2 separate regions of the Homo sapiens genome follow, and region 2 is linked to region 1. The links are chromatin loops, found by intact Hi-C in ENCODE. Cell type or tissue: IMR-90. All regions are shown on one strand. Each heading gives the region's core, and the rest is flanking DNA. Links, peaks and the distances in the headings are about the cores only.

Evidence for each region. A loop is a pair of places that touch in the nucleus more often than their neighbours do. Peaks named below come from ENCODE experiments on the same cell type or tissue, not always from the same donor. Only the 100,000 strongest peaks of a DNase experiment are listed, where the experiment ranks them.
Region 2: a loop joins it to region 1, with 2.8 times the contacts of the local background. A loop is called at or near these places in 6 of 110 quality-filtered maps.

What each region holds. Positions count from the first base shown.
Region 1 is chr9:16,719,841-16,732,440 of GRCh38, forward strand. BNC2 (basonuclin zinc finger protein 2) reads right to left here. Exons shown (of 7, transcript NM_017637.6): 3 at 7,957-8,157. It overlaps BNC2-AS1 (BNC2 antisense RNA 1), which reads left to right and starts at 6,974. Exons shown (of 3, transcript NR_151723.1): 1 at 6,974-7,115; 2 at 7,191-7,266; 3 at 7,475-7,684. RefSeq lists enhancers at 6,557-7,058, 10,309-10,856. In IMR-90, for the core only: a CTCF peak has its summit at 6,463; DNase peaks (open chromatin) are centred at 6,461 and 7,061; H3K4me3 peaks cover 2,084 bases; H3K27ac peaks cover 2,599 bases.
Region 2 is chr9:16,622,877-16,635,476 of GRCh38, forward strand. The region is part of intron 3 of BNC2 (basonuclin zinc finger protein 2); the gene reads right to left. Among named protein-coding and RNA genes, the nearest start is that of BNC2-AS1, 98 kb to the right of the region's middle. RefSeq lists an enhancer at 4,088-4,621. In IMR-90, for the core only: no CTCF peak of the experiment used is centred there; DNase peaks (open chromatin) are centred at 3,145, 3,915, 5,235 and 5,735; H3K4me3 peaks cover 401 bases; H3K27ac peaks cover 3,662 bases.

The DNA of each region.
Region 1 (12,600 bases), core at 1,902-9,901:
ACTAGCTGCAGTTTGTCTGAAAGAATCATCCCTTCAACCTACTGCACTGCCCTTGGTATCTTTTCCTTCTTGTAGGGAAATAAGCTCGTGTAGAAGTCTAACTGCACAAAATAATAAGTCCAAGAATTAGGTTTTTAAAAGAAGAAAAAAGGAAAGCAAAATCTCTCTTCAACTAAGTACTTTCTTATACAGGCTAAGGATCAAATTGAGCTGCCTTTCAGCACCTCTGAATGATAAGCCAGGGCCCCTGGTTACACGTTTTTATCATGCCCTTACTCAAAGAACCCTTCTACAGCAACACTCGAGACAGTCCTGTCAGCACTCACAGAGGACCACACCTGAGGGTGGCACCTCTCTCTCATGCCTCTGCCAGAATGATGTATTGGCAAAAGGGTATTTATTCAATTACTGCTACGTTTCAGGTGCATTTCAATTCTCTTCTATTAAGGCAAAAAGGGCCAGTGAAAGTAAGGAGGAATTCAGAATGAGAGAGATGAGAAGAAAAGAGAATAAAGTGAGAAAGAAATTACCTCTATGAGAAAGGAAATAGGAACAGAATAACCTTGTATTTAGGTCATTAAGTAAATTTCTGCCAACCAAATATGAATGAGATTTATAAATCAACACCACTCAATGACACATAAACCCTAAAGACAGTAGCGAAATAACATTACAGTTCAAAAGCATTGAGTAAATAAGACGTCAGATATGCTCAAGAGAATCAGTTGTTTCAATGAGTAACTTCCTACTGTTCAAGATTATTTTCATTTTCTTTACAGAGAGAAATGAAAAACTGATGGGCTTAATTAAAGAAAAACAAAAGGATATTATTTTGTTGTTAAAGGATCAATTCTTTTTTTTAATCGGAATGATGATTAATAAGTTGAGAATTTGGTTCCTAAACTAGCCAATTTGAGTAATGTGTTGTTTTTCCACAAGCATTTCCATTAAAGAAAGCTCTATGAATGAAGAAAACATACAGCGATTCCTCTCTTCTCCTGATCTCTGCACTTCGTGGCATGAAATGCTACATACAGCATTTGAACAGAATGACACTGCACACTGTCTCCACCCAAATGAACTCCAGTCATAAATTTTTCACCTGAGGGTTTGAATGTACACTGTGAAATCTGCGAGGCTTCCTACAGGGAACGCACAAATTAAAAAATAATCAATACTTTTATTTTTCCTATTCGTTAAACTTTCTTTAAACCTGGGGAGAAAGATGGCAGTACAGGTCAGGCTCAATGAGGAGGAAATGTGGGGACCCTGGATGTCATGGCCCCAGACATCATTTCTGGGATGCCATCTGCACATTTTAAAACTTCTTAGACCTTGAGCTGCTTAGCAGATTTTTTTCATCTTATTTTTCCTGCATCTTTACCAGTTTTTCTTATAGGAAAACATTCCCTCTATTACCCAATGTTTTGTTTCTATGTGAGGATATAAAGGCTGTTGTTCCTGAATTATGTCTCTTTTCCTTTGTTTCTCTAAAGCTTAAAAATAGATGTCAGTTTCTTGAAAGGGTCTTTGACTCCCTTTCTCCTGTCTCCAGGGTCCTTACAGTAGATGAAGATCGCCCAGCAAAATGTAGAAGCCAGCTGCTTTTCTGGAAATAAAAAATGGCATCAGCTTTGGCAGACAGTAGTGAGATCCATCACTTCCTAGGACCCCCAAACAATCTTCTGACCAAGGTCTGGAGAAGGGTGGTCACTGAGCAGCACCATAAACAGACCACAAAAGCGTACCACCAAAGGTACAAGAGGATTTTCAAATGGCGAATTATTTCTACACGCATAACAAACCAGGCTCCAAACCTACCGTGAAAGGAAATCTTGGAACATTATATTCCATGTTCTTTGGACAATAACAAGCAGGGAATCCCACAGAAAATTTCTCTCACTGAAAAAGTCAACCTACCCGATTCACTCTGTTTTCTCTACAACCACAAAGTTCTCTGACAGCACTCTGGGGGGAAAAAGGAGTTAATTCCTAGATCGATTCAAACACTAAGGTTCAAATTATAGACACAAGCTAAAAACAAATTCCAATTTCTTTTCCTCTTTCCTTTTGATATATGTGCTAATCTAGAGTGCCAAGTTCAGAAAATACCTCTTGGGCTATACAGAATCATTAGCTATTCACGTTTACAAGGAAAATCCTCTCAAAAGCTTTGCAGACAGATGACGGCAGATGCCCAATGCAACTTTTTTTAAGTGAGTGTGTGTAATGCATACAAGGTAGAGAGAGGGAGGCACCAGAATTTGTGTTTTTCATTCAAGTGGATGACGCCAGCTCACTATCTGTAACGGACTGTTCCTTTGGAATCAGCTCCCTGTGTCACAACGACCTGGCAAACTTGAATGCTTTCACTATCACTGGAGTCCTTGCAATCCTGCCTTGGTTGTGACCCATTCACTTCTGCCCCAACTTCTCAGAGATGCCTTACTCAGCATCTAATTAGTCAGGGAGGATTTGCCGTGGCTCTTAACCCTGACATGGGAGTGGGAGGATGTGCTGCTGTGGCAGCCCAAATCTGTCCTGTCACTGCATTAATCAGATTTCCATAAAGCTATGCATGAATAATTGGATTTATCAGTGAATGTGAATATACACTCATAAATATAATTATAAAAAATACCTACAATTATAGATAAGATATCTGCACCTTAGAGGGATTTATTTTTCAACTGCAGTTACTTGGCTCACCTTAGCAAAAGGCTTTACAAATTACACAAACATAATAGACCTGTTTGCAGATGACAGAAAGGTGAGAAAATTAAATAATTTCAAAACGATCACCTACTGTGTTCAAATTCATTTAAATGAATCATGTTGAAAATAAACTCCAAATTTGTGCACAGATTTTTAACATATACAAAATACACACCTGAGAATATGTTTGTGCATGCTTTACTTGCGTTAACGTTTACATGTACATAGAATACCATATATATAAACTGTTACTTTCCCACTGCATTACAAATGAGACGGTATCTCTTATGTGAAGTCTGCATGTTATCCATAGACCTTCAAAGTTTAGGACAAACCAAGCACCTGTCTCTATGCTACAATTTGTATCTTAACAAATACAAATACCCAAATATTCCTACTTTAGTGTTACATTATCAGACAATATACTGAGAATTATATTTGAATATATGTCTATTGTTAAAAATAAAACATATTACCACTCAAATTAAGAGGGGCCTAAATTGGAGGTCGTAGCCTAGTAATTCAACAGGCTAAAACTGCATGCCTCTTAATATAAATATTTATTTTAGCATTAAGACCACAAGTTTAGTCAATTTAATCCTTTTTTAGTAAGACAAGATCATCCAAACATACTAACTGTAAGGAAGGGAGTAAAAAATGGAGAAAACTGCAGAAAGCAAGCTAGGGATGGATGATGCCTGGCAATGAAAGTCGTTTTCAAAGACCATTAACTATCAGCTGCTTTACTCAGGGCTTTGATTAAATAAGAATATACATCCTATGTAAAAAGGGATGTCTATTTGAGTGGGACAGAGTTTAGAATAAAAATGCGTTGTATGAACTATAAAGAAGACCCAAACCACAATGTACAACTAGGCGTCTGACTTGTAATACTATATATATATATGCCTTTTAAATGACTAGTGAATAAATACTCAAAAAAATTGGGGGGGGGGACAAAAACATTTTCATTTAAAAATATAGATTCCAGAAACTGAGATTGTTGGCCTATATGAATAGAAAAAAAAGATTTCTTGAGGAAAATTCATATTGAGCACTGTTTTAAATGGATTCTAGCAATGTTATTATACATTTCTTATATTTTATTTATCATTTCTCTGAAAGGTGCTAGATTTTTATATTAGTAAGAAAGTTTGCTTTTACTCTGTCATATCTCTGGTGAGCAGACGCTCTGGTATTAATGTAAATCGTTGATTTAATTTTTAGCTTTCTTGGTTTGCCCCTCACCTATCTAAAAAATGATTTCTCTGGTGATAACTAACACATCATGCTAATGAGAGAATCTAATGCACAATAGAAAAATGTCACTACTAATAATATTTGCATGAAGTTAAATAAAGCAACTGTAAGAGAATGTCAGACAGTTGTTCTTTAATAAGACACAGTTTCACAATGAAATTATGTTGTTAATTTTGTTACATCATCGGGTGAATCCTAAATTACTACATAATGATGCAGAGAGTCATTTATAATCCTAACTTAGTATTTCACTCAAGTATGAAAAAAGACCTTATTAAGGGATCTACATTTTATTTGAAACAGGTTAAATATACCTCACCAATAATAAAAGGTAAATGTCTCTAGTAACACATTAAATGTGGGCTATAGCTATATACCTTTATGGTTTCCTTTCTAAAAAGATTTTTAAATAGACTGGACTATTACATCCCTTGAGATAGCTACAAGAATTTTATTTACTATTCTCTCAAATGCACAAAATATTTATACAAATAGAAGAATTGCCTCCTCAAGTGTGATTAAAAAAAAAACTTTGAAAAGCAAGCCTCATTTTTTGCTTTTAACAGTACCTTGTGAAACTAAAATAGGCAAAATAAGGTTCTTTCTCCACCTGTCACTGATCAAACTGATCCAAAGAAGAACTCCCTTTACACAAGTGTCATACCCTTTAATGTTCTCAAATACTCAGCTATATACATAGAAATAATTTGAGAAAATCATACTTGAGTATAGAAGAAAAAATGTACAGGCACAGGAAAATGTAGTCAAATAGACTTCACTTGAACTTTAGGGGCACATACTTCATCCCACTAAATCTAAATTGGCTTCAGATTGTGATTATTTGTTACTATTAGACAGAATGAAAGATGTACATTTAAGCAGATCCAACTTTGCTCATATGAAACAAAAGACAAAGATTTTTGTATCCCTACTTCCTAGTTTACTAATAGAACACATAAAACTAGATTATTAAATTTCAGTATTCATGGACATTTCCCACAATTTTCTCTATAGTTAAATACTGATGGTAAATTATCTGTAACTCAGTTTTGAAACCTTTTATAGCAGCCCTACTAGTCAGAGTTTTCAAACGTCTAAATAAATAATCAGGAAAATATTAGTTTTTATACTATTAAAGAAAACTTTAAAAAAAATAACCCAATAAATTTTATTCATTTCATAAGCTAAGTAAATTTTACTTAGAAATAAAATAATCATAATCTAGAGAAACCTCTTTATGCCTCAGCAATGAGATGTACAGAATTCTACATATTTGATTAAACTGGACAAACTTTTACCTGTAACAAAAACTAGCGTAACTGTATATATTGAAAGTAATACTCGTTTAAATGGCTGGCTTCAAGAGATATCAGAGATATAATTTCAATAAGTCTCTCTCTCTCACACACACACACACACACACACACACACACACGTGCTGAATCAGCATTGCTGATGAACTACAGGTAAGAAAAACAAACATATTAAATATGAACAGCACACATACTTTCACTCACATAGTTTGAACTTAAGTTATGTAATATTTATACAAACTAAAATGTCATCTTGAAGAGAAAAAAAATGCAAGCTCATATCCTCTTTTACATGCTTTCCAAAAATGCACAAGAGGTAAACATTCAGTGACCATGACAGAAAAAGGTGGGTTGGGGGGATAGGAGTGATTGCTAACTACATCAAAACCAAAAAAAAAAGAAAACATATTTAAAACTGTGATTTCTCTCCTTTTGTTGTACTACTCTATTTCATAAATAGCATAATATTATACAGTTTTAATAGCATCCATTAAGCATAAATTAGTTCCCTATATTTCTATTCTCTCCATATAATCACTGATGCTCACCATTACACATATATGCACACACAGGTACACACAAAATATCCACACAGTCAGACAGCTGGATCAAAGACATCATAAATTGTCCTAATTCTGACCCATCATTTATATTACTTTATTTGTTTTTTAGTTAAAATGTTTTCCATGACAAAATCTCCTTAGATTCAAATCTACTTGGAAATGGGCTAGTGCCAAATAAGCAATCTAACACCATCTATGTGGTTCAATAGCCATTTATCAATTGATCATTATCTCTATCTGGTTTTATTAACTCTTTTCTAGCTAGAGGGAGACGTAAGCCAATCTTCCCTTCTAACACACACACACACACGCACACACACACACACGACCTCCACTAACTCAAGGAAAACCCTGAAGGTGACATCTAGTTTTAAAAGTGAAGCACAAGTTATTTGGTACTAAGGTTAGCGAAAACACTGCATTCCAACACGCGAGAGCCACCCAGGCAGGGATGCGTCGCGGAAAACACCTCTCACAGCGCTCTGCAGTGACAAGGAGCATCTCTGTGTGGAAATGAACTTTTCACTTGAAAGAATGGGAAATTGCACATGAAGAGTTACTTATTGGGTTGATGTTGATTGCATTTAAATCCCAGCTTACTGTATCAGCAGTAATCAGGGTCCCTCTACAGGATATGTCAAAATATACCTTATTCAAATGCATTTATCCTATTTAGAATTGTGTGCTAAAACTGTTCTCTAGCTAAATGCTACAAAACCCTGGTTGTAGGTATTATCGCTTGCAAATGTATTTCTAAACTTGTAGTAGTTTATAGCCTGGCAAATTGTTTTTTTTTTATTATCAACAACTTTAAATATCTAACTCAAAGTATTTAATTTTCGTGAACTCTTACAAACAAAAGCTTTTTAAAAAAAAAAAAAAAAAAAGCAGTTGCAGTATTTTTTTCCTCTTGAGTGGCACAACATTTCTTAATAACCGCCGTCAACTTAAAATCCAAGTATATTTGTCAATAGTACTTTCGTGCTGTGTGGATGATAATATCAAACTAACTTGCTTTGTGTGTGGATGATAATATCAAACTAACTTGCTTTGTGTGGGTTTGGTGTAGGCTTTGGAAAAGCAAGACGTGTCTAGGAGGGAGGCACCAGGGAACTTCCCTCCCTCACTTGAGCACAATCCAAGATGAAAGTTTCTGGGTTGTGTCCCCTTCGCTTCCTCTCACCCTCGCTCCCCCGCGGAGCCAAGGAGCCAGCAATTGTGCAAGAGGAGACCGGCGCACAGGGCGCGTATCACGGAGCGCATGGTACGAGCCGCCGGCTCCGGTGATTAATTATCAGTAACCGATGGCCTCGCGCTACCACGTCGGCTTTCCCAGCAGAGCCAGCAAGCCGAACGCCTCCAGCGCGGCCGGGACGGAGGAGCGGCTCTGGGGAAGACGCCGAGGCTGCGCCCGAGTGAGTGCGCCGGCGGGCCGGCGGGCGGGCGGGAGAGCGGGCCGGAGCCGGCGAAGGGAATGCAGGGGCGGGCGCAGAGGGCTGGCTGGCAAGGAGGAGCGGAGCGGAGGAGCGAGGACCGAGCAGCACAGCCCGCCACGCACGCCGACTCCTCCAGCAACCCTCGGCGCTGGCAGCCAAGCCTGCACAGCCTCGTCTCTCTTCTCAGGTCTGAACGAAGCTGCCTCCAGCCACATGAAGTCAGTAGGGCTGTTCTGAGGGGCCCCGAGATTTGATGACTGTTTTTTAGGTTGCGGAACCTACTCCGAGAGAGCAAACACTTTGGACGAAGTGATTCATATTGATAGATACATTTGTTGGGAGGTGGCTTTTTTCATTCTCAACAGAAAACAAAGAAATAAATTAAGTCTTCCCCTGACCCAGATTGTACTGTGAAACTTTTCAACAATGTCTCTGCTTTCTTTTACTTCGGTATCCTTTCCCCTTTTTCTTTTAAGACGCCCTTAGGGAAACCATGAAGTAACCCTGCACATTCCAGTAACACAGTTATGACAAAACAAGAGCCTAACTAGGAAGTGACCACATTTTAAAAAGTATTTAGAAAGAAAAACACCAGAAACAAAAGTGCCCATAACAATTCAAGGTTTCTTAAAAAAAAGAAAAAAAAAATCAAGAAAGAAAGTAACTTACCTGTTGGGACATTCTGAATAAGAGGTTAGTATCAGCGTTTTGCCATGTCCCCATGAACCCTGGTTCAGCCGTAGTCGTTCTGGTTCCGAACTGCATGGAGTTGTCAGTACAGGAGTCTCTTAAAGTCAAGTCTCTTGCCCTCTTTGGCTCTCTGTCTCTCTGTGTCTCTCTTTCTCTCACATCCACTTCTGCCTCTTCTGACTGAAAAGTGAAGGTGGATTTTTTGAGCCTCTTGGCAGCCAGTAGCAGGAGTGTAGTGTAGTTAAGAAGCTGGCTGAACTGTGCATTTCATTTGGGAAGGGGGAGATTTGGGGGAGGGAGGGGGTCAGAGCTTCTTTCGCACCTTCTGCACAGATATCCCTATCATTTATGCATAGATTGTGACTCCCCAAGCTTGCCTTTGCTCAGTTTAACAGCTGCCTGTCAGGTGTGCAGGCGGCACTGGAGACCCAACCATCAGCTTCAAACTCTCAGCCACTGCATGTCATTGGATAGCAGAGCTAAGAGTCAACTGCACTGTTCCACTGTCAGGCACCAAATGACACCCTGCACTAACCCCTCTCCAGATATACAGATAGATACACACTTATGCACACTCCAGGCAGCACCACAATCACGGTGCACAGGGCAAGGGGAAGCTAGGGCCCTTCCCCGGGAATTTTTCTCAACAATGCTTTCTGATATAACACATAATATCTGACACCAGTCTTTGGCTTTAACATTTGTAAAACTGTGATACTTAAATTTTTTTTTAATTACACTGAAGAAAGTAAAATATTCAGCTGTAAGAGAATGTAAAGTTGGCTCAGTTATGGTCTAAATGTTAGCTCCTGAAAGTCATCTCGTATGTGCTGGGCTATTTATAACCACATAGAAACTCCTAAATAACGTACATAGAGATGTGACCTTATACTCTAAAGAGTAAGCAAATAAGCCTAGCAGTTTTTATAACATAGAAGATGCACAATAAACATTTGCCAAATATAAATATATACTATTTAATATCTAGTACCTCAGGCTATTAATTACTAAACTGGATGTTAGCTAATGAGAAACTGAATGGCAAAGGAAAAAAGTATACCTTTTCTTAAAGCTCAGAAGTAGAAAAAAATCCTTTGTTAAAGTTCCTAGATGAAGCATCTGCAATATCCTTTCAAATCGTTAAGAAAAGAAAAAGATAAACAAAAAAAGCCTGTCCCATTTCAGGCAAAAAGTAATGAATATAAAAACTCCATTTTTTATTCAAGATCTCTGTGGAAAATTCTATAACGTTTTCCTGCCTGATGAAATACACCCTTGATAACATGTCGTATTTTTAATTAAACAAGTCTTAAAACTATTCACCTATTTATTAGATAGTATTTGTCTGCCTTATTTATGGAAAAGCAGCACTGAACAAAATGCACTGTACATAAACAGTAAGTTCAAAATGGAAAGCTAAATTCATGCCATCTCATAAAAGTAGTCAGCAGGAAAAAGCCATCCTTCCTAAACTTAACATGTAAGGAACATTAATCTTCAACCACCTACAAATATCGAGGACAAATGTACCACTCTCCTTGTTCCTTCTTAACTCAAGAATAACAATAAACCTTACTCTCTGAAACAACAAAAGAAACAGAAAAGAGCTTCAATGGCAGCTCTGTGTCATTAGTGGACAATGAGAAAAGATGAGAAAACGTACACTATGTTGACACAAATGTGCCTTCCCCTCTAGAACCGACATCTCCTGAAAGCTTTTCTGTTAAACTTCCCTCCAGTTCCCCACCATTAAGCACAAAAAAGTCTCAAAAGAAGCAAATTCAATATCTGAGAGGAAACAAACAAGAACCCAAAGAATTGTTGCCTTAAAATATATTAAGTCCACCTGTGGTCAATAAAAATATTCTTGCTGGGGGGGAGGGCAGGAAAATCCCCTACGAGTCAATTGTCAACAGTGACTGTACCTTTAGTGCTAGCTATTACCCACTTAAACTCCCTCTAAAATTTGCTAGCCTCTTGATTTCTGAAGTGGCACTCAGTGCCTCAGTCAAGCTGCCTGCTCAGCTCCTGACCTTCCCACTAATGGCTGTTATTTGTGGGAGGCTTAAGGACACTGTCAATAGCAAGCTTCCTCCTCCTTCCACTCAGGCTCTGTTGTATCGCTTTGCCTGTGTGTTTTTGCCTGTGTTCTCTCTCGCCTCTCACTCGCCCTCTCCTTGTCTCTTTCTCCCCCTCCTTCACTCCCTCTTCCTCTTTTTCTAGCCCCCACCCCGTTTTTTCTCAGTCCTGCAGTCCTCTTCTTTCCCAGGTATCCTACCCAACACCCCACACACACACTAACAACACAAAAATCAACTGGCATGCAGCAGCAAGCACCTGCAGTAATAGACTCTTTTATTAAAACTGTTATTCTGCAAGACTTGAAATTCCCCGTGGACCGGGCCATGTCAAAGCCGATATAATTAACTAGAGGCTCAGCAACGGATCAATTACCAGACAAGCAAGTGATAGTGAAATCAATGAAAGATCATCAGCCACATTATCAGTGTTGCAACTCATTAGGGCAAAACTGAGAAATGTGCTCAAAGCAAGCCCAAGCAAGGTGGCATTACAAAACAAAGGGCTAATTTGGAGACCCTGCTGTGAACAATCTGTAACAGAATTAGCCTTTTTTCCCCCTAAACTGCACAGCTCCGTAACTAAATGTGACAGACTGAGAGAAGCAGTTTATTAAGACACCAACCCCAAGTTTATTTAGTTCATAAACTCTCTCCTAGAAAATCAATACAGTCTGTACAGGGTTATTAGGCTGACTAGCTAATACATCCAAATCTAGTCTGCCCAGCCAGCAGTCTTCTGACAAAATGCTACCCAGTATAGGCAAACTGAGCTCCTTCAGATATCATGGACTGAGGTGGCCCTGGCTGAAACACGTCTGCAATATAACATGTTACTGCCACAACACGAGCCTTAAAAGCAGCAGGATATCTTTCTAAGTTTTAAAAAATATTTTTTCATAAATATACAGTACTGCACCTGCTAAATGGATTTGCTCAAACAAAATCTTAACTACTTTGTAACACAAATTTACAAAGAGGACAAGCTCTGTTACAAAAAGAGACAACAATTAATCCAGACTCAATAATAAATAAGATTTTAAGTTTCTCTAACACTCATTTTAAAATAAATATTTGAAAAGAACATTTAATCCCTCTATAAATCCCCAAGATACATGATCTGAACTTCCACATATAACATACTGTGTAGAACATTTGACATTAGGATAATTTCTATCTAGCAAGTGGGACATCTGTATCGTTTTACAGACACAGGTACAAAAAAATACACCTACAAGGCACAAATATGTCTTCTGAGTTTTTTTCACTGGCTACATAGTCTGACAATTATGGAATAACTCTCTGGAATCATTTATATGAAAATTATTTAAAACTAGAAGGAAGAAGACAAGTATCACTTCCACAATAATTGCTTTTTGCTGCTGATTCTGAGTATTTCAGGTTAAAGAATCAGAAGTACTTAAAGGCCATCTGTTGGCTTTCCCACATTTACTGATAGTGAGAGATGGACCATGGAAATTATGAAGTCCACCAAACTAGGTTTCACTGCATCCAAGTTAAAGACATTGTGTGAATGTGAATACTTCCCCCACACCACACCACATAAGTAGAAATATACTTACACAAAGTAAGAAACTCAAAAGCATTTTACAATGGTAAAATAGATTGGAGAACTGAAGGGGAAAAAAAGGCAATGGCTCTGAAAGTGACTTCTGATGTTGATGATGTTTTAACGTTTAAAATCTTCCAAGAAAAGGAATGCACTATAACATGCCTTTCATATACTGGCTCTAATACACTAAATCCTGAACTTAAAAAGAAATCTTTATTTTCACATAACTATAGTAAAATTCAATTTATAGACTGCTGTAATTAAACATTTTCCCTGTAACTTTCGAGCTGACACCTTATTAAGCATTTCATAGCTCATGTTTTTGAGTAATCTGTAAAAAAGTCAGACATATATATTCTAAACCTGTGCTATAGGTACCATGTTTTGGATAGTAATTAAAAGTTGTAATTGCAGGAAAATTTTACTTTTTAAAACCTTTTTGCATATAACTACACACTGTGCATGTACCCTCAATGAGATCCAATTAGTTACAAAAAATTTGCATTTCAGTTAGTGTGGGATAACAAGACTATAGGGAGGCACAATGCAATTCCACCAGCAGAGTAAAAAAGTGTGTTCTTTCTTGTTAGCTCTGTAAGCAATAATTCCCACAACCGTTTAAAATGTTACTGATCTTTTCAGTACTTGAGTATTACGGTGGGTTTTGGGTTTTTCCCTCCATTTCCTGCAAAAAAAAAAGAAAAAGAAACAAAAAAGAAAAAACCTATGTTGGTGTAAAAAATCAGCCACAATGAATACATGAAAACGCAAGTGAGCAAAGAATTTTGTTTTGCATGTATGTTTGTAGGGTGTTTTCTTTGAGGGGAAGGGGATATAACCTATGTTTTCTTCTTTCTACTTAATTTCTTTAAAAGCACATTGCTTTCATAAAATAAGTTATGTAACTGCAGGCAAAAAAACCTCATTGAGTTCTATGTAAATATATATGATTTTATGATGAAAGCATACATT
Region 2 (12,600 bases), core at 1,453-9,452, 97 kb before region 1:
AAAACCTTATTATTTTTATTTCTCTACTGTTAAAAAACGATGAACAACTTTATTCTCTGGGTACCCTAATATTAATAAACCTTTGGTTTTATAGGTTATACTGAAGATTTGAATCAGTTTGCTGTCTGAATCAAAGAAAGAAAACATAAAACAGGAGGAGAAGATTAAATGCAAGTCAGAAATTCAGTATCTGTTTAATACATGTATTTTTACCAAAATGATGGTGAAACTAAGCCACACATCCTGGCTCACTGAAAGCCTTTGTTGGAATACGTTGTTGGACATGTAAGACACACATGTATCCTTGCTTTATGGACGTATTCCAGTAAACGAGACACAAAGTAGTCAGGTTAGCCACCAGAGATTGAAAGTGCGGCATACAAGACTCAGGACTTAAAAACTAGGAGAGAGAGGGCATATTGTACCAGACTGAATTATTTCCTGTCATGACGTGTTTAAAATTCTAATACAAAGGTAGCAGAAAAGAGAGATCAATAAATGACGTTATATTCTATGTATCCAAAAGGAAGAACTTTCTAAAGAAACGAAAAGACCAAAGTAAAAGGCACTAACAAGTAGATGCAAGTGAAGGAGTAGAACAGTATTGTCAAAGCTAAGGAGCCTGCAGAGAAAACCATCAGAATGGCTTAAACAACTACACTTTGTAAAGCAATTCAGTCGACTATTTAAAAATTTCAAGTTAATATGATGTGTAGCTGATTTTAAGGATCTAACTTACATGCAAGAAAAACATTAGTTTAAATTATTTGCTTTTTAAATATTCCTAATGCATAACAGATAAACACTGAAGTGAGGCTGGATTAATTCATAGTTGCTCTAATACCAGATGTATGTGGGTCATAAAGTAAATGGATCTTTCCAAAAGCCTTTGGGAAAACCCCGTGAGGCCAGTTTTGAGATCTATCAGTAGCAGGAAAGGTAAAAAGGATTCAGTAAAAAGCAAAGCAGAAGGTAGGAAATAATGTTACCTTAGAAACTGATGTATTGTGTATTTTTGTCTCCTTGTTTAATGTTTCTTAAAACAGAGAACATGATTTGCTTAAATGTCAAACTTGGAAATCATATTGATCTCAAAAGATCACTTCGTTCAATATTAAGTTTTAGCCTAGTCAAGAATTTCTTAAGATATACCAAATGTATTTTAAAATATTTTAAAGTGCTACTTCAAAACTCTAAACTACAATGTTTTTTAAAAGCCTTATTTCTTCACAGCAAGGAGCTTCCAGAAACCACTAAAACATTCTTGCCCTTTGAATGTCTGGGCATGGTCTCTTCATGTGTTATTAATAAGCTAGACGAAGTATTTATATTAATGGCCATACAATGAATATTCAACTGCATGTGGACTCATACCACAGGGCTATGAAAACCGAAAACCACCTTCACGTGGACTTGCCAAACTACCCGATTATACCAAACTTTTCATGGCTTAAACAAAGTTATATAAATGTTCACTATGGCAACAACACCAGATGTATGCACAAGGAAATATCTGCAATTTTAAAGGGGGAAACAAGAAAAACTGCTCACACAACATAAAAGTTAATTTTACATTAGTATCATTAATATTATACTCACACTGTAACAGCCAAATAAACCTTGTGCTTTAAAAACAGATCAGGTCACTTGAGTCGTCTGCTGCATTCCGCTAAGAAAGCAAAACCTACCATGCATGGCAAGTGTTGACACTCTTCCTCAATGACTTTTATTGTCTCTGGTCAACCTGTAGATCTTCTTTTTCCAAGCATGGAATCAGAATACCTCACTTGTAGAAAGTTACATCAGTGGTATTAAAAGCATATTGAAAACTTTAAAAAGTTGATCCAAATGGAAGTCATGTTTTTAAAAAAAATCAAAGTTATTTCTCTAGTTTATCGGAGCATTTAAGGTTTTTTTAATCCAACAAGTATTTATTTAAAGAATGATCTTTATGTGGCTGAAATGAGAATGCACACATGATAGTTTTTCAAGGCCAGCAAGCACTTCCTAACCAAATCCCCCACTTCCTTTGCTAGCTAAACATAACTACTTCAACTGTGTACATCCTTTAAAAAGTTAGAAGAGAGCACCTCGCATGTAATAGCAGGCAGCTGGGAAGCCAATTGGTGCAGTCGGAGTGCACATTTTAGAAAGCAGCTTTTTAACATTCAATAACTAAGTGGTAATTGGACACAGAAACATAAACTGTCAAACTGAATCAAAACCCCTTTGCTTTTCAGAGAATTATTTGTAAGATTATACTAGAATTAAATTTGAACATGCATCTACCCTATGCATTAGTCAAATTATGAAACAAAAAAAATGCTGTGCTTTCTTTGGATAAAATTAATGTCAGCTTTGCGTCCTTAAACCAGACCCGATCGGGAAATGAAATATGTTTAGTCCTGAAATAGTTGTGGTAATTCAATCCCTGCACTCTCCTTATTTTCTTGATGACAAAGAAAAACTCCCAACTGGCAGGGCCACCTGCACTGATTACTCCTCCATCCACACCCACAGAATATGAAAATGAGCCAATGATCATTAACCTTAATTTCTTCTAACATAAACCTCAGCTCTTTTTCAGTCTTGCTACTCAGGGAACTCCCCTGAGATAAAGGAAAAGAGAACGGGGGAAATAAGGAAACAGGGAGTGAATGCTCAGAGCAAAAGGCGGGGGGCGGTCCAAGTGAAAAGCGGAATCCACTGGCGTTTTAAAAACTGCACAGCCGGCTTATTAAACTTCATACAGAAAAGAGGTTACAAAGATAAAGAGATTCTGAGGCATCACTAACTCTCTAGATAGTGGGATACTTTCCTTTCTGAGCAAACAATGAGAAAGGCTGCTTCCTCTCCACCCTCCCTATCCCCGACCCTGGGCATCGCACTCCTCTACCTAGACATCACTATAAAAAGACAGCCAACAATAAAGATGGGTCTGGACAGTAGGAATGCATGTGTGGCGGTATGATCTCTAGTATGAGGACCAAAGGACCTCTACAACCAAAAGAGATTTCCAAGGTAAGCACTTGCAATTACAGTGGAGAATGTCTAGCACCTTCTGGTCATTCACATTCAAATACAGCCAACTGGAATCATTTTTGGTCCAAGCTGTGTGGAGCTAGATACCATTAGCATTACATCATCTTCTAATGGATGAGGAGCTAGTTGGGGCCCTTAAAAGAAACACAACTTGGAGGGGAGCAGGAAACCTTCAGAAATGCCAGTCTCTTTAGCACAGACATGTGTACTGAAAATTGTCTTGTAATGTTTGCCTACAGACCTTGGTATATCTAAAGAGGACTCCTCAAAGATAAGACCACAAAAGTGAGGAACAATTCAACAAGGCAACCACACATGACCCTGTGTAAAGCATTCCTGAAGCTGAAGGGAAAACAAACTTCAAAAATCATGACATTGCTGAATGAAAGCAGAAAGTCTTTAAAATGCGAGTTTTTCATTAAAAATATTAAATGCAAAGGCGATAAATGCTTAAAGAATATAATAAAAGTCGAAGTGTTTTTTCCTGCAAGTACATTTGCAAGATGCATGGTGCCCACCCAGTGCAGGCAGACAGAGCAAAACTTTCATCTCTCAGTTATCCCCTCATTATTTCAACCACAAATCAAGTAGCAGTCATGAGGAGGGTGAGACAGAAAGGCAGAGAAAATAAACAACAACAAAGACAGAGACCTGGTTGCAATTTAGTATTGGATTCAGAAGCCCAATTTAAACTAAAACCTGGCTCTGGGGTGCTGGCCCTCATCTCCTTCTTGCCTAGCCTACGAAACGTAAAAGGCAAACACACACACACACACACACACCCTGTATTCTCTTTTCTTTCTCCTTTTTTTCCTTCCGTAATCAGGCTCTCAAATGTCAACGGTCCCCTCTGGAAGGAAGCGAGAACAGGGTATTGAAGTATGCAGTGCCATGAGTCATCTTACTAGATGCTCTAGCAACTGCCTGTGACCCAGCAGTGAGCCAAGATAGCAGGGCTTTTAATAAAGCAGCACGTTTGCACACTCACAGCCCTGTTAATTTAATACCTGCCGCTTGTTTACCAAACAGCACGGGCATGTCTCCGTGTCGGTAACTTCCCAGTGACAGTGAGGCGACTGAATCAGGGCATGGAACAGATGCACCTTTTTACGCTCTGTTACACTGTGTCACAGACTACAGCCCCTGAGCGCATTCCTTTATTTATCCTGCAGCCAGTTGAGCTAATTGTCAGAGACAGACCTGGTTCTAATTCTGCAGAGTCCAGCAACTGCTGGAGTGTATGTAGTGAGGCATGAACGGTGCAGAACTTTAGAAGGGAACAGTTGAAAAACAGAGTCTGAGGGTAGAGGCATAATCTGCCAATATTTTACTTAGACTTTGAAAATACCACCTGTCTCAATAGCAGGCTATGGGAGTGGGGACAAAAGTAAAACAACTCCAGTGTCAGAATGAAGCAGAAGCAAGCAAATGTCAAAGCATATTCCTATGTAAGGAGAACACAACACAGCAGCAATGGCATTCATTTTCCAAAGAATATGGTTCGGCCTGTGCAGTTGTAAAATATTCACAAGCTCAAAAACCTGGTGATAACAGGCCAATATTCAATGCGGCTCACACCAGCAGTTCTGCACAATACCAGGATTGAGCATTACAGAGATACTGTGATGCAAGCCCATTAATGACACCAAAATTACTTAAAAGACTAGTCTCTCAATCCTCCAGCCATACAATTTGAGTCTGCTTGATCATGTGTAGACAAAGAAACTCCCATTTATTGTTCTCCTCACACCCTGTGGTATTAGAAGTGTTTCTTATGAGCTGTAATACCATACTCATATTTTATCAGTAGCAAGAGTTCACTCCAGTTAAAGTTCTTCACCCGTCATGGGCATTTTTCAGCAAATTAATGTCTTTTACTTGCATGACTTCCCTTCATATTATAATTTGGGGTTTAAACGGATCATAATACTTTGCAGAAAGTAAAAAGAGAAAAAGAGCTCAGTGTTGATAATTTTTACCACTTATGACTGAATGACCTCAACTGAGGAATAAAAAATTAAGTCATTTGTCTTATGAGGTACAAAGGACATTTTACGGTGTACAATTTAGCTAATAACGGGTTCAGGCCAATCCTTAAGAAGTCACATGTTTCCATTGTCCCTTCACCCCCTGCTTGTGTTTTTACCACATCCTAACAAAAACATGACCAGAACTGGTGAAAAACATACGGTTCCAACTAATGAATCACATACTTTCCCGCAAGTACAGTAAGTACTACCAGCTGTGTGACAGTCTTGCTTTGGCAGTGGGACCAGCTTAGAACAAGCCGGCTCATCTGAAAGCAGCTGTACTGAAAAACCACAAGCAATATAAGTGTGTCTGCCTTCTCAGGGCGGCTTTGTCTCTGTTCTATGTCTCTGCTCTGTCCCCATAATGTGCCAGCCATCTTGTTTAGAGAAAGTTTCAGAAATTACAGTGGTAGGGAGAAAATCCACACATTCAAAAACCTTAAGTTTTCAGAAAATGTTGTCACTTTATCAAGTGGAACGCCGTGAGAGGTCAATTAAAGGAAAACACCTCTCTCCCACATCCAGCCTTCCACATGCATCTTTTGGGGTTTGCCTTAGATGTAAAAGTGTGCGTATTTATGTATCTAAATAAGTGAGGTGGGAAACAGGGGGAGGAACGGCACAGGATCCAGCTACTTACAGATGGGCTGAGGCATGCATGCGAACACACACAAACACACACGCAGAGCAATTCGCAGATTATCAACTCATGCCATGAGCTACTGCAAAAAAGTTCTATGATTTTAAACTTGCCATTTATACAACAATAAGCTTCATTTGTAACCACAAAGCATTCTGAAAAAGATTCCCTGGCAAGCCCCAGATATTTTTACACAAATGCACTTTTCCTTTCTGTGAAACAACATTCAACTGGATAATCATTGCTGTTAAAGGGAAAGAAAGTCCAACAGCATTGGTCTAGAAATTTAAGTGGAAATAGTAGGATTTTTAAACTTCTGTAGTGTCTGAAGGCAATAAGTAATTAAAATTTTTTTAATGTCATTAAGTGATCAGTAGCTTGTATGTAAGCACCTAAGTACCATCTCAGGCTTGTTCTGCAAAAAAGAAATACCTACCGTTGTCATTCTTGACTTTTCCAAAGTCTCAATCAGAAAAATAAATACAGAGTAGTGAAATTATTTTTGGTTTTTGTCAGTGTTTCACATACAGAGAAGTCAAATGTAAGGACTAATCGGGAAGGTTTACCTTTTATGTTTACTTTTATTGCCTAATTTAGCCAAACACATTACTCTAAACTATAATGTTGTAAAGATGCTTGATTCGGCAATAATCTAATCCAAAAATTATATTAACATCACATCTTTTTATTTACACCATAGTTGTGTGAATAATTTTCGTTTTGAATGAGCTATCAATGTAATACTCAAAAAATGGCCAGAAGACTCACTACATTCAGAAGATTCACTACATTAATTAGAGAAGATCTTGGCCTCTGTGGTTTCTTCCTAAAATTCACTCTTTCTAAATGAACTTTAATGTTTGTGTGTTTGGGGGAGTTCAGTGCTGGGCTGATCAAGGGCAAGTACTTAGGGTGAATCTAGAAATCACATTGAGGCTTACAATTGGATAAAGGCAGACAGCAGAACTGGGAGCACCAACAGTAGTGGGGAAAGAGTAAAGGATGAGCATCTGCAGGCAAACATCGGACGAACTCAGGTTCCACTCCAAACCACCACATAAACCAAGTCACATGATTTTTTTTTGGTTTCCCAGTGCATATAAAATTTGTTTATTCGATGCTGTAGTCTATTAAGTGTGCAATAGCATTATGTCTAAAAAAAACAGCATACATACATCTAAAATACTTTATTGCTAAAAAATGCTAACAATCGTCTGAGCCTTCAGTGAGGTGTAATCTTTTTGCTGGCAGAGGGTCTTGCCTAGATGTTGATGGCTGCTGATTGATCAGGGTGGTGGTTGATGAAGACGGGTGGCTGTGGTGTCTACTCATAAAATAGACGGTTTGCCGCATCAATTGACTCTTCCATTCAGAAAAGATTTCTCTGTAGCATTGATGCTTTGGATAGCATGTTATCCACACTAGGACTTCTTTCAAAATTGGAGTCAATTCTTTCAAACTCTGCCACTGCTTCAATTTGTAAAAGAAATGCAGTATCTGCAGAGTGCAGTAAAGCCAAGTGCAATAAAAGGAGGTATGCCTATGTTCAAGCCTGAAGAACAGACTTAACTAATACATAGACTTGAAACAGTACACTGATAAACAGACATATAATTTTAAAAAAATATTGACTCATTTATAGCACTTAGTTCATGTTAAATCTAATAAAGAATACTAGTCTAAGTGGGAAAAGTCCAAAACTGGATTATTAAATTACACAGTAAAATCTATCAAGAAAGAGCTAATATGGCTGAGCCAAAATTATGATTAAATTATGATAAAAGCATTAAAACTCAGTTATTAATAACATGGAAAGATAGTTACAAAATGTTGATAAGCAAAAAGCAGCTTACAAAGCAGTGTACGCAATATGGTCCTCTATTTTTAAAATGAATACAAAAGACAAGTGAAAACAAAAAATGATTAACACCTGTGTGGAAGGAACTATTGGCGATGCTTTTACTCTTCTTAAATTCCATTTTCTAAACTTTATTTATTTAGCATGTATAAACTACACATAGGAAAAATAAGTGTACTTCTTTTCCTTTTTTTAAACAGTGTGAGAAATTTTATTTTTAAGAAATCTAGTAACTAGATTTCTGGTCCTCACCAGTAGTTACACTGCAAAACCTGTGTATTATTTAAAAATGTGGAGCGTTTCTTTTTTTGAAACAGAGTTTCACTCTTGTTGCCCAGGCTGGAGGGCAACGGTGCGATCTCGGCTCACTGCAACCTCCGCCTCCCGGGTTCAAGCGATTCTCCTGCCTCAGCCTCTCGAGTAGCTGGGATTACAGGCATGCGCCACCACGCCCAGCTAATTTTGTATTTTTAGTAGAGACGGGGTTTCTCCACGTTGGTCAGGCTGGTCTCGAACTCCTGATCTCAGGTGATCAGCCCACCTAGGCTTCCCAAGGTGGTGAGATTATAGGCATGAGCCACCATGTCCGGCCTGGAGCTTTTCTTAAAATCAAAAATTGATTTACTTTGAACAATTCTTTAAAACTACATTTATGGGGTACGTGTGTGTTCTCTATAAAATCTCAAGACAAATAACCAAACTTACTTATCCTCTCCCCGATACCCAGTTTCCCAAGAGTATTCTTTCATAATTTGAGCCAAAAACTAGCCTTTGCTAATTCAACTTTTACATAATTAATGAACCACAGATCTAAATCCTTATCTTTCTAACAAAAATAATACCTTTAAATAGCACTTAATTGCCAAAACACTCCCATAAAATAAGAACCCATACCCCCACCGAATCACCATTACTTAATCCCAAAGTCTAGAGGCTGCCCTGTAGCGCACAGTCCAGGGCACTGGAGTAGTATATAACACCATCACAGGATCAATGCAACAGAGCGAATCTGTTAAATACGCTTATCCACATTGAAACATGGCAGAAATAACTAGGTTAATAACCATACTCCTATAACAAGGGACTTAGAATCACAGCCAATAGTCAAGAAGATTTATTATTAAAGAAGCATTCAAAGTTTTTCATTCTGCAACTGAGAGGGCTGGTATGAACAATCATTTGGCAAATACTTATTAACTGATTTCCGTGGCCTACCATCGTGTCCAATGTTTGGGTTTGAACAAATATAAGGAAAAGCATCTTGACATAAAAACCATCTAGTGAAGGAGAAAATTCAAATAATTTATCACGTTGTGCAGAAGAGCAGAAACACACAGAGATTTCCAGAGAAACAGAAGAAGGCACCAACTCAGGTAGGGCTTTAGAACAACTTCAGAAAAAAAGACAGAACATAATGAAGCTTAAATACAAGTTTAGTAGCCAACCAGGCAAGATAAGGACTAGGGAGAACAACATGGGAGAATGTTCCACGATAGGAAATAGCACAAAATCGGCAAAGAACTACCAGCTGATCTGTGTTGCTGGGGCAATAAGGCTGAGGCAAGAAATGACAAGAATGGCAGACAGGGTAAGGGGCAGGTCCAATCATGTAGGGTCTTGTTTGTCCCTTTTAAGGAGATTCTAAGTTTCCCTTCACCTAATTCAGCAGTGAGAATGCTCAGTCTCCTTACTCCAGAAGAGTCAGGACTACCCATGTCATCTTGCATATGATGGTAGGAACTATTCCCTCCTTTTTTTTAATCGTTATTTTTATTTCAAACAAGTATTTACTGAACCCCTTCTATGTTTTAGGCACTGAGATCTCAGGATCAGACAGTCTTGCTCCTCCTCTGTCCCTCCAGGAGTTCACTTTCCGTGGATCCCCCACATTCGGTAATAATTTCTTTAAAAGCACAAACAAAAAAACTGGCATAGCCTTGTACATCTTCTGGAGTCTGATGGCTAAGAAAGACTAAAACGGGAAAAAAAAAAAATCTGTGTATGTAAAAGCACCATATTCCCAAATCATTTTATCAGGTCACATTCTGCCAAACTGATGAACTCTTAATTTAAGGGAACAATTTGTCAAGGCTCTGCTAATTGCAGATATTAGCATATCAGACCAACCAAAACTTAGAAAACTTATTCTCTTGATAAAATAACAGATGTGGCCATTTTATATAAGCCATAATGCAGACAGCATACACTTAGGTCTAGAACACATCTTTGCTCACCCATTACACTGAGTACAGACTGCCATGTCTCTGAATGAGACACCCATCCCAAGGTCTAATTTAACGCCATCTGGTAATATTCCAGATGCAAGAGTGTGATGCAAATTTTGATGAGTCAAATTTTAGCACCAACTTTTATGCAAAAGTCTATACCCTGTAAAAACCACTTTCTCAATAATTCCTAAAGCAATACTCTTAGGGAAAACAATATAATCGAGTTTTATAGGAGGGTAGGTTTCTTAATACCAGCTGGCAATATTTGGGCCCCGAAGCATGAGAACTGATCATATTAAAATCCAGATACCAGCTATTATATCTAAAATTGTTGCTTCATTCATATTTAGCATGAAGAGGAGCCTATCTAAAGCAGGCTCTATTTAATACAATGTGGTTTTAATTGGAGTCTGTTTTAGATGAGCCACCTGTATTTCATCTTTTTAAAATTATCCATAATTTTCTGCGCAATTTGCCTCTGCAACATAACGAAGAGCAGTTAGTTATAAATTATTGCCATTGTTTAGACGTCTAAGAAGAGAAAAAACTCTCTATTTACTGAAATACGATGGCCCTGTACCAAAGAACAAAATGGGGAGCCCAAGGTTCTAGTTCTGTCCCAGTGCACAAATGAACAAGGCCATACATAAATGTTATTAATAAGCCTTAACTAGAAAAACAACAGATTAAAACCCTGTTAGTCTTACTCCAGCTAAACTTCATTTATGGCTACTCTGAAGCCTACTGTTACAATAACTAAAGTCTCACATTCTTTTCTACTTAAAAGAGCCTCTTTTTAAGCATTTCTAACCGTGAAAATTCTGCTTCCAGCAACTACCTCAAATAACTTTTTTTGGTAGTGCGGTAGCTCTACTTTGCAATTATGTCTATACCAATATATTCTTGGTTTGTTTTCAACTAAAACCATTCAAAAGTTTTTATAATATCATTATTTCTTCAATATTTTCCATCTTCATCGTGTTTATCTAATAATTGTTAAGGTATCCGGAAATACAGTATATCGTAACATCGTGACAATGTTTCCTATTCAGATCCAAGTAAATAGCGGTTTGCAAACTAAGGTATGTTTATTTCTGTGATGGCTACAAGAACCACCCAAAGAAAACATCTAAAATGCAACTTTTAAAGAAGATTCTTCAATCAATCTGTTCTGAATTACCAAAAACATACCCCAACAGGTAAGTCAGAATTTCAGTGGGTGCCAAATATATTATAATTATTTTTGATAACATGCTAAAATAATGCTTACTCTAGGCTATTTAGCAAAAGATAAAACTGTCACAATCCATGTAAATGTGCTGACACTGTTTATTAAACTACCCTATCCAAGCGTTTCTCTTGATGCTTACCAGCTAATACAAGTGATTCCTAACTAGTACTTCTCTAAACAAACTGTTCCACAAGACTCTACTCATCCCGTGTTCTGACAGGACTATTTATATGAATAATATTCCCCAATTGCAATTTGTCCACTGTGCAAATTCAATGGACTTAGGTATGCTATAGAAACAGCATCTTTCTCTTTGCAAATGTCAATGTATTTTTTTCCTTCAATATACTGTATCTATTCCTCTATTATTAAGTTCTGAGCTTGCTTTACCTTGTCCGCTATTTAAAACATTCTGATTTGAAAGTATCACCAACAGCTTATGTGATTTTCCAAATTTCTCAAAATACAGTTGTCACCATTAGTCACATGAAGTCTGGATACTGTCTGGTGACAAATAGGTAAACCAAATATGATTATTGTTATTAAGAGTAACCTCTTAGTCACCAAATTTATCCTATAATTAGACCTTCAAATATCTTTTTTTTTTTTTTTTTGAGACAGAGTCTCATTCTGTCACCCAGGCTGGAGTGCAGTGGCGCAATCTCTGCTCACTGCAAGCTCTGCCTCCCGGATTCACACCATTCTAGTGCCTCAGCCTTCCGAGTAGCTGGGGCTACAGGCACCTGCCACCACACCTGGCTAATTTTTTGTATTTTTAGTAGAGATGGGGTTTCATTGTGTTAGCCAGGATGGTCTCGATCTCCTGACCTTGTGATCTACCCGCCTCAGCCTCCCAAAATGCTGGGATTACAGGCGTGAACAACCGCGCCCGGCCCAAATACCTCATTCTTAAACCCCAAAGTCTGAGCCCAAGAAGCAGTGTACACTGAGGGGAGGGGGAACACATACTAATAAAGGTGTTTTTTTTTTTCTTTTAATCCAACCCAATAACACCAGCAATTTCCTTACATATTCCATTATGGACATTGTAGCTTGAATTCAGTGCCACTTGACAGAATCTATTAGTAATGTGGTCTGTATAAATTACATACCGTATACTCCATATGGAAACCTATTTTCAAAATAACCTATGCTTAATAACAAACATAACTTGGGGTATCTTTTGCAGTTTCTCTTGCAGTCTTAGCTGCATTATTTCAGCAATTTGTCTGTTCAGGTATTTAGTCTATGAAGCCAAGGCTTTTAAATTTTCTCACTGTAGTTAAAAAGAGATTAACTTTAATCCCATGTCATATTAGTTACAAGATAACTAGACTCTTTAAAAGCACCATCAGAAATTATCTTGATTCAGAAATTACTCTGAACACTAGTAGGTTAACAGTGCTCCTGCATAAACATACTTGTTTGTGGAAATTACTGATTTTGTTTATTTACTTTATAATTTTATGTATTTTTTTCTTGGTCTCTGTCAGATAAAATTTGTTAGTCAATGTGCCACAAACTCTAACTTTATTTAATATTTTATAATACTTTTGAATACCTTGATAACA